2 separate regions of the Homo sapiens genome follow, and region 2 is linked to region 1. Evidence: read pairs that join two places in POLR2A ChIA-PET (ENCODE). Cell type or tissue: MCF 10A. All regions are shown on one strand.

Evidence for each region. Peaks named below come from ENCODE experiments on the same cell type or tissue, not always from the same donor. Only the 100,000 strongest peaks of a DNase experiment are listed, where the experiment ranks them.
Region 2: POLR2A ChIA-PET joins it to region 1 with 6 read pairs; 7 of 35 experiments call an interaction of 5 or more read pairs at or near these places.

Annotation. Positions count from the first base shown.
Region 1 is chr1:226,842,264-226,847,263 of GRCh38, forward strand. No RefSeq gene overlaps it. Among named protein-coding and RNA genes, the nearest start is that of PSEN2, 26 kb to the right of the region's middle. In MCF 10A, no CTCF peak of the experiment used is centred here; no DNase peak of the experiment used is centred here.
Region 2 is chr1:226,654,819-226,659,818 of GRCh38, forward strand. All of the region lies in intron 2 of ITPKB (inositol-trisphosphate 3-kinase B), which reads right to left. ITPKB-IT1 (ITPKB intronic transcript 1) reads right to left here. Exons shown (of 2, transcript NR_103784.1): 2 at 1,262-2,456. Among named protein-coding and RNA genes, the nearest start is that of ITPKB-IT1, 18 kb to the right of the region's middle. RefSeq lists an enhancer at 4,126-4,956. In MCF 10A, no CTCF peak of the experiment used is centred here; DNase peaks (open chromatin) are centred at 1,933, 2,303 and 3,543.

The DNA.
Region 1 (5,000 bases):
GATCACAGCTCATTGTAACCTTGAACAACTGGGCTCAAGTGATCCTCCTACCTCTGCACCTGGACCACAGGCGCATGCCACCACACTGGGTTAATTTTTTTCTTAATTATTATTATTTTGAAATGAGTCTCAGTCTTACTTTGTTGCCCAGGCTGGAGTGTGATGGTGCAATTCTAGCTCACTGCATCCTCTGCTTCCTAGGTTCAAGCGATTCTCCTGCCTTAGCCTCCTGAGTAGCTGGGATTACAGGCACCCACCACCACACCCAGCTAATTTTTGTATTTTTTAGAAGAGACGGAGTTTCATCATGTCGGCCAGGCTGGTCTCGAACTCCCGACCTCAAGGGATCCACCCACCTCAGCCTCCCAAACTGCTGGGATTACAGGTATGAGCCACCATGCCCGGCCTACTTTTCCATTTTTAATTTTATGTTTACTGCTTTTCTTGTGACTGCTCTGAGAAAATTTGTCCTATTCCAAAGTTATGAGAATATTCATCTAAATTTGTTCTAGAAGCTTTATAGTGTTAGCATTTAGATTTATGAAATAGGGGGGCAAGGTTTATTTTTTCCCGTACATTGATTCAATAGTTCCAGCACCATATTTGTTAATGAGACTTCCTCTCCCTATTGAATTATCTTGATATCTTTGTCAGAACTCAAGTGACCATCTATCTATGGACCCTCTTTTTTTTTTCTTTTTTGAGACAGAGTCTCGCTTTGTGGCCCAGGCTGGAGTGCAGTGGCACGATCTTGGCTCACTGCAACCTCCACCTCCCAGGTTCAAGCAATTCTCCTGCCTCAGCCTCGCGAGTAGCTGGGACTACAGGCGCGTGCCACCATGCCCGGCTAATTTTTTGTATTTTTAGTAGAGACGGGGTTTTACAATGTTGGCCAGGATGGTCTTGATCTCCTGACCTTGTGATTCCCCAAGCCCTGGCCTCCCAAAGTGCTGGGATTACAGCTGTGAGCCACTGCACCAGGCCTTGTAGAAATCTTAAAATCAGGTTCTGGCCAGGCAGTGTTGAATAGGAGCAAGAATAGACATTCTTGCATTTTTCCCGATCTAAGAGGAAAGCATTCAGTATTTCACCAGTAAGTATGATACATAGCCTTTATCAGAATAAGAAAATTATCTTATATTCCTGCATTTCTGAGAATTATTATGAATGAATATTGAATTTTGTCAAATGTTTTTCTGACATCTACTGAGATGATCATATGGTTTTTCATTATTCCATTCATAATTATATTGATTGATTTCCAGTATGAAATCAACCTTGCACTCCTAGGATAAACTCCTTTTGGACTTGAGGTATTGTTCTTTTTATATATTGCTGGATTCAAGTTGCTAATATTTTGTTAAAGATTGGTATGTCCATGTTCATGAGGAATATTGGTATGTAATTTTCTTTTCTTCTGGCATCTTTGTTCTATTTTGATTTCAAGACAGTTTTTTGCTGTTCTCATCAAACAAATTGGAAACTATTCCTTCCTGTTTCACTTTCTGAAAGAGTTTGTATAAGATTGGCATTATTAATTTGTCCTTAAATGTTTTAAAGAATTTACCAGTGGAACCATCTGGGCCTGAAGTTTTATCTGTGGGAAGGTTTTAAATTAGGAAGTCAGTATCTGTAATAGGCAATACCTATTAAAAGGGACAATTTAGATTTTGTATACTCTTGTGTCAGTTTTGATGATTTGTATTTTTCAAGGAATTTTCTCATTTCATCTAGGTTACTGAATTTAATGGCATGCCATTATAATAATATTCATTTTTTATCTTTTTGATGTCTGTAAGATCTATGATGATATCCCCCCTTTCATGCTGATATTGATAATTGATATTTTCTCTTTTTCTTCATAATCGGCCTTACTGGAGTTTATCAATTTTATTAATCTTTTCAGAGAACTAACTTCTGGATTTGTTAATTCCTTGTTTGTATTGTGTTCACTTCTGTTCTTATCTTTATTATTTCCTTTCTGCTACTTATTATGGGTTTAATTTGCTTTTCTTTTCTAGTTCTTAAAGTGAGGTTTGGATCATCATTTTAAAAATGTTATTCTTTTATAACACTGTAAGCATTTAGTGCTATAAATTTTACTCTAAGCACCGCCTTAGCTACAGCCCTTAAATTTGCTATGGTGGATTTTCACTCAGTTTGAAATATTTTCTAATTTCCCTTGTGGTTTCCTTCTTGTTCCATGGATGCTGTTTAATTTTCAAATATGTGGGGCTTTTCTAGTTATCCTAGTATTGATTTAATAAGAACCAATTGTTGTCATAAGAAAACATACTCTGTAAGATTAAAACTTATTCCTGTAATCCCAGCACTTTGGGAGGCTGAGGTGGGCAGATCACCTGAGGTCAGGAGTTGAAGACCAGCCTGGCCAACATGGAAACCCCGTCTCTACTAAAAATACAAAAATTACCCAGGTGTGGTGGTGTGCACCTGTAGTCCAGGCTGCTTGGGAGGCTGAGGCAGGAGAATCGCTTGAACCTGGGAGGTGGAGGTTGTAGTGAGCCAACATTGTGCCATTGCACTCCAGCCTGGGTAACAGAGGAAGACTCCATCTTAAAAAAAAAAAAAAAAAAAAAAAAAAAGGCCAGGTGCAGTGGTTCATGCTTGTAATCCCAGCACTTTGGGAGGCTGGGGCAGGTGGAACACCTGAGGTCAGGAGTTCGAGACCAGCCTGGCCAACATGGTAAAACCCTGTCTCTACTAAAAATGCAAAAATTAGCCAGGTGTGGTGGCGTATGCCTGTAATCCCAGCTGCTCAGGAGGCTGAGGCAGGAGAATTGCCTGAACCCGGGAGGTGGAGGTTGCAGTGAGCCAAGATCGTGCCACTGCACTCCAGCATGGGCAACAAGAGCAAAACTCCATCAAGAAAGAAAGAAAGACAGGAAGGAAGGAAGGAAGGAAGGAAGGAAGGAAGGAAGGAAGGAAGGAAGGTAGGTCAGTCAGGAGGGAAGTCAGGAAGGAAGGAAGGAAGGAAGGAAGAAAGAAAGGAAGAAAGGAAGAAGCCCCTCTAAAAAATGGAAATGGCAAGGAAGTAGATTTTTTTCCCTAGAGCCTCCAACAAGAGCAAGGCCCTGGTTTGGCCCAGTGAAACTGATTACAGACTTCTGACCTCCAGAGCTGTAAGGGAATATATGTGTGTTGTTTTGAGCCACTCAGTTTATGGTCATTTGTTATAGCAATCATAGGAAACTAACACATGTTTTGGCATCTGAAAGTGGGGTGTTGCTGCAACAAATACCTAAAAATCTGGAAGTGGGGTGCTGTTGTAAAAATACCTCAAAAATGTACCTGTAGTGCCAAGTATTTGGGAGGCTGAGGTGGGAGGCTCACTTGAGCTCAGGAGTTTGAGTCCAGCCTGGACAGCAAGACCCCTATCTCTTTAAAAAAAAAAATGGAAGTAGTTTTGGAATAGGGTAATAGGGCTGGAAGAATTTTGAGAAGCACAATAGAAAAAGCCTAGATTGCTTTAAACAGACTGTTATCAGAAATATTGATTTGAAAGATTCTGCCAGTGAGGGCCAGGAGGAAGTGAGAAACACAGTATAGAAAGCTTGTATCACCTCAGAGAATATCTATATTGTCATAAACAGACTGTTAGTAAACATGTGAACATTAAAGGTGCTGCTGGTGAAGGTTCAGAAGGAAATTATTGGAATTTGGAAGGAAGAGGGTCCTTGTTATGCAGCAGCAGAAACTTTTGCTGAATTGTGTCCTGAAGTTTTAGGAAAATAGAACTTGTAAGCAATGAACTTGGTATTTAGCTAAGATTTTCAAGCAAAGGGTTGAAAGCATAGGCTGGGTTCTTCTTGCACCTTATAATAAACTTTAACAGGTAAGAGATAAAATGAGGGAAGAGGCGGGGCATGGTGGCTCACACCTGTAATACCAGCATTTTGGGAGGTCGAGGCGGGTGGATCACGAGGTCAGGAGATGGAGACCATCCTGGCTAACACAGTGAAACCCCGTCTGTACTAAAAATACAAAAAATTGGCTGGGCATGGTGGCAGGTGGGGCCTGTAGTCCCATTTACTCAGGAGGCTGAGGCAGGAGAGCCACTTGAACCCAGGAAGCGGAGGTTGCAGTGAGCCGAGATCATACCACTGCACTCCAGCCTGGGCAACAGAGACAGAGCAAGACTCTGTCTCAAAACAAAAAAAAAAAAAAAGAAAAGGGGGAAGAAATGTTAAGCAAAAAGGAAGCAAGGCTTGATGATCTGGGAAATTCTCAGACTCTCCAGATTGCAAAAGATGTTAAACTTCCAGAGATACACTGTTAAGAAAGCGGGCTCTAGATTGAAGGCCAAAGGTATGGCTAGACAACCTTTTCTAGTGCTGAAGAGATCACATATGTGATTCATGGAGTCCCTCAACCGTTTTAGCAAAAGCCATGAATAGAGATCGAATGGTCTATGGAGGAGCCTTTTGTTTAATGGAGTAAATCTCTGTGACATACACAGGAGACCACTAAGGTTTTTGAGAGTATTATAACAGCAGCACTGTCAGCTTGGACTGAAAGGGATGGACAGAGAATGAAATGAAAGAAGACTGTCAGAGTCCCAAATTCTACAGGCAGGAAACAGGCTGATAAAACTGCTCAGCTGCAAACATATGCTACCGTTCCAGAAAAAGAAAGATGACTTTGAGGTGGGGTGCCTTGGGCCCAGAGGGTGGAGTCTCAAGCCACAGAGAATTGTTTCCAGGTCTTGAGACATAATGGAGTTTGCTCAGTTGGAATTCAAAATTGCTTGAGGCTAGTGATGACTCTTTTCCTTCCATTTTCTCCCTTTTGGAATGAGAATATCTACAACTGTTATCCTGTGCCTGTCATGCAATTATGTATTGGAAGCAAACCATTTGTTTTCTAGTTTTACAATTCCACAGATGGAGAGAGATTTTGCCCAGGATGGACCATGCCCAAAGTCTCCTCCACACCTGATTTAGATTATATGGGCAACGAGATTTAGAACTTTTGAGCTGATG
Region 2 (5,000 bases), 190 kb before region 1:
GGCAAACGGGCATAACCTCCAGGTCTAGCCTTTGTCGTTCATAAGGCAGGCAAAAAAGGACTGCTGGGGACAGGGGAAGAGGAGGAAGGAGGAAGAGGAAGAAGAGGAGAAGAGTGAAGAGGGGGAGGAGGAAGAGGAGGGAGGAGGGAGGAAGAAGAGGAGAGAGAAGGGAGAGCAGGAGGAGGGTACGAAGAGGAAAGAGGAGGAGGAAGAGGACAGGGAAGAGGAGAGAAGAAGGAAGAAGAGGAGGTGGGGAGGAGGGGAGGAGGAAGAGGAGGGCAGGAGGAAGAAGAGGGAGGAAGGAGGGGAAGGAGAGACCCAGGTTTACCCTACTCTAGGCTGTGGGGATGTGTGGGCCTCTGGCCACCCCACTTACAAAATGCTTTAGCTATCATCAGGATCATCTACATAACATGCAAAATGAAAATGAGGGGTCCCTTGTCCAAAATTCAGTAAGAATGTCATGATGGGGAAAGCAGAACTTCACCAAGCTCGGGGCCCTTCTCATGCCCTGTGACTGCTCAGCCAGGAAATGGGCCCTGCCTCCTGGGGAGGAAATGGCCCCCGTTAGGAGACAGCAGGTGACCCCAGGCCTGCAGGCCTCTGTGGCCTGCTCACAGCCAATGACCAGAGGCTCCTCAATCCTAGGGCAGGGGAGGGCTCAAGGCCACCGGCACCTGTGGCTCTCTTTTTGGGGCTCAGAGAAGTCCCCTGGAAAGGCCTGGCAGGAGCGGTGAGGATGCAACCAGACCTCAGCCTTCTGCATGTTGTTCAGAGTCTGGCCTTGCTTCCTGTCCCTGCAGTGCTGTCTGAGCCAGTCAGTGGCCACTTGCCCTGCCCAGCCCAGCCTTCTCCGCAGGAGGCCAAGCCACCCAGGGCCAGCACTGTCTGATCCTCAGCTCAGCCCACATGCCCCCTGGGGTCTGCTTCCTGTCTTCTTTCCAGCCAATTCCCGCCCCTCCAAACCAATGTTATATTTCTCAGTGCAATTTGGGGTGGGTAGAAGAAAGGGTTGTGACGCTGGGGGCAGACACTTGTATGTCGTGAGGACTGCAGGTCACTGGCAGCCCTGGTGACCCCCACTCCCATCCACACATGGCACCATCTGCAGCGCACCCGGGCTCATATTCTCTCAGGCCTGTGGAGTTCTGCAGGCAACTTCTTGCTCCACACACCTGTCCCCACGCCACCTTAGGCCCGCAAGGGTGTCAGCTTCTGCTATTAGGGACTTTGCAGAAGAATGACTGAGGATGCTCAGGACTTAGCTAACTCCTGTGTGTATTTTAAAATGCAACCCAGAAACCCTCTTCCCAGGAAGCCTTCCATTGCCCCTCCTGGGTGCTTCCAAAGAGCCCTGGGCACGCTTCCATCCCAGTTCTTCTCTTTAACACAAGAAAGGGACCTTGGTTTACCCTGGTGGGCGCTCAGAGACCCCCAGCAGGTTTCCTGAGTGCCTGGCTGGGCAGGTGCCAAGCCTCACAGCATCCAGGAGGAGGGAGATCAAACTCAGCAGGTGTGGGAGGGGCTGCACTTGCCCATCTGGAGCCCGGTCAGAGGCTGCTGAAGAAATTTCACATTCTGGGCAGGTGCGGGCTCCACTTCATTTCCTTATCAGGGCCCTGACATTCCTCTCCCGGAAGCCACAGCTGTGCTGGGACAACTTCAGAGAAGCAAGGAGGACTTCAGGAAGGCAGCTCCTTCCAGTCCCAGTGTACCCCAAGACAGCTGCCCTTCCTCCAGCCCCCTTCTTGCTGATTTGGCCAGGCCCATAGTGGTTTCACCACCTTGCAAATTAAGGGCTGAAGCAACATACATACTCCTCTCCCCCTCCATCAAGATTTTAAAAGGCAGCCCACGGAGTTGGATGTTGTTCTAGAAGGCAGGATGATGACGCAGAATGCAATTCAAGTGTAGAGGTTGGAACGAACCTTTGTTCTGCAGCCTTCCAGCTGCAGCATGGGCAAACCTCGGCGTACACTGGGCACGGCAGGTATCAATGCACACACCCTGCCCTCCCCATGCAGTCACCGTGAGAGCCTGAGCAGGTGACAGGCACAAACAGCTGCTCTGTAGACTGTCACAGACAGGCAAACCTTCCAGGCTCACTTTGGTTTTTTGCTTCTGTGTCTATTTTCTTAAATTGAAATGATTTTTTCCTCCAAGGCATAGCAGATTGGCAAGCATCCAACTAGGCACTTTCAGAGGGCCTGATCGTGGCCAGTGGTGATCAGATGAGGCTAACTGTGTGATTAATTGCTTACAAAGCTTCCCGTCCCATGCCCATCGCAGCTCCGGGAACTCATGGGGCAGTTCCTTAGGCCCCCAGATGTGTAACTTGGAAAGAGTCAGAGCCCAAGTGAGTCAATATCAGTTTCTGGTTCAAGTCACTGACGTTGCAAAAAGAAGAATGATTTCCCAAAGCATCTTATTTCATGTATGTGGAACTCTGCTAGGCACTGCCAAAGAAAGATATTTTCAAGGTGAATAATAAGATTGCTTGGCAAATTTCATTTTCTAGAGGGGGTTTACATTCTCTTCTTAGCCTCTTTTTCACCTGACTTGTTCCCTCAATTTGCTACTTTTTCCTCCAGCACTTCTCTTTTTATTTAAATAGTTTGATCACTTGGCTTTTATCTTTAGATAATCGTAAAGAAAGAGTCTCCCTTTGTTGTTGTTGTTGGGTAAAAGAGATGAGGGGAAATCTCTAAAATATCAGAAATGGGAAATGATCCCTGGACCCTCTAACACTCCGAAAACGGTATTGCCAGCCGAACTCTGCTGCGTGTGTGCAAAGAGATCACGTTACATGTCTAACATAGTGTTAGATACTAATAAGCTAATAGCTCAGGTAACTCTCACAACACTGATATTGTTGTCTCCATTTTGCAAATGATGAAACATGTTGAGAGGGGTTTAGTAACTTGCAAAAGGTCACACAGCTTCCAGGTTTGTGCCACTTAATTCCAAGGATTTTGTCTCAGCCAACAGGATTACTGGGCTCCCATCATCTCTCTCGGACCTGGGGCTATCTGCTTCCCCCCTATTTATAAAATAGCCTCACATAAACAGCAAGGGCTTTGTCAGAAGAGTGACCTTTCAGATGGGGGAGGCCTGAACAAAGGCCTACTCTCCCCTCCCTCCAAGTCTGTTCCCAGAACGTCCTTACTGACACACGCTCGGGGAAGGCACATCTAACAAAGCGTCGAAAGTGGATGAAGAACGCCCCTGCCAGGGGAGAATTTGTTCTGTGTCAAAGCCTTTGTTTTGCTCTTGCAAAAGTCTGAGTGAGAGTCATTGAGTTTTCCATGTTTGGAAAAAATCCTTTTTTCCTTCCTTCTTCATTTGGTCTTTCTAAAAAAGCAGTTAGGGTTTCCCTAGTGATCATTATTTCCTTCACTGGGGAAAAGCCTGGTGCTTCTCCTAGGCTGCAGAGTGGAGGCGGTGGCCAACTTTGTTCATTGTATTCCCCCTGGCAGGGCCCAGCTGGGTTGGCGGCAGCTGGGTACAAGCCCAGGCAGGTAGGGGCCCCTGGCTCAATAGCTCCCTCCTGTAGCCCTGGTTAGAAACCTGGCTGGGGCCAAAAGCGAAACCTGCCCCTGCCAAAAAGGAGCTGGGAGGGAAGGAGGGGAAGGGCTTTCAAAACCAAGACACCAAGGATCGGAAAAATTAAGCCCAAGGACTTGGCAGGACAGGTAGCTCCAGCTAAAAATAAAAGTCTGGATGTAAGACTAACTGCCTTTCCCCCTTTAACAAACAAGAAAATCCCCCTAAATGCCAAATGCAAAAGCACTTTCAGAAAAGACCCGAGTAAGGCTTTATTTCATCCCCCGTCTCCACCCGCCGTGTGATGTTCCCGCAGGCTGGATGGCACCGAACATCCTCCACAGCGCTGCTCACCAGGCACGAGGTTCTTCTCCCCCGCCCTTTATGGAACCCATGAGCGTAGGGTAGGGATTACTGAGCGCTGTCGGGTTGGTGAAGTCCCTCCTTCAGAAGCAACTGCTGGGCCTGGGGCAGGAGAACGAGGATGATGGGTCCTTACCAGCCCCTGCAGACCGGGACCCCCTGCAGGGGCTACACGAACCAGCTCAGTGAACTAGCTAGCTAAACTAGCTCCAGGTGAGCGCTCTGTCCCCTCCACACCCAATCAGGCTGCGAGGGCTGCCGGGTCCCTGGTTTGCAGTGCGTAGACCTGGTCGGGCTGAAGGCTGGAGCTCCCAACCTGGCTGACTCTTTTTGAGGGACGCCACCATGGTCAATCGACCCCTAGCAGCACATTCTGGCCAAAACCAGGAAAACCCTGAGTGACTGCCCAGCTGTCTCCTGATTAGCTGCCTTCTTCCTGTTGCAACTAGAGGCCTAGTTTCTAGGCCAAGGGCAGCACCCAGACTGGCACCCAGGGGCCCTCCATCATGGCCACTCTTCCTCTTCCACCATAAGCCCTAAACCCTGCCAAAGGAGGTTGCCCAAGGCCCAGACGGCAAGGACAGGGCTCCAGGAGCAGCCCAGGGCCTCACCAAGGCTCCCTGACCACCCATAAGAGGGAGCAGGGTCCCTCCGGGATACAGAGCCACCCCCAGATACGGCCCCACACTCACTCTCTGGCGTGCCCACTCCAATCCGTCAGGGCAAGCCATCCCATACCTGCCCCACCTCCAGGTCTGCTGTGCAGGTGCTCTGCCCAGAAAGCTCTCCCTCCTCCCTTCTGTGTATCCACATCCTACCTCTCCTTCCAGCAGATCCCCTGGAATCTGCAAGCTGGCCCTACCTTGTCCCTGAAGTCTCTCAGGCCACTCTAGCCCCACGCCACTCCTGGAATCCTCCCTGAAGCTGGAGGGAGATGCAGGATGTGGATACGCAGAAGGGAGGAGGGAGAGCTTCCCAGCAGGGCACCTGCACAGCAGACCTGCAGGTGGGGCAGGGAAGGGAAAGGAAGCTGGGGTGCTTCGTGATTCTTGTGTGCCATACCATGTCTCCCAGTGGCAGGAAGGCTCCTGGGG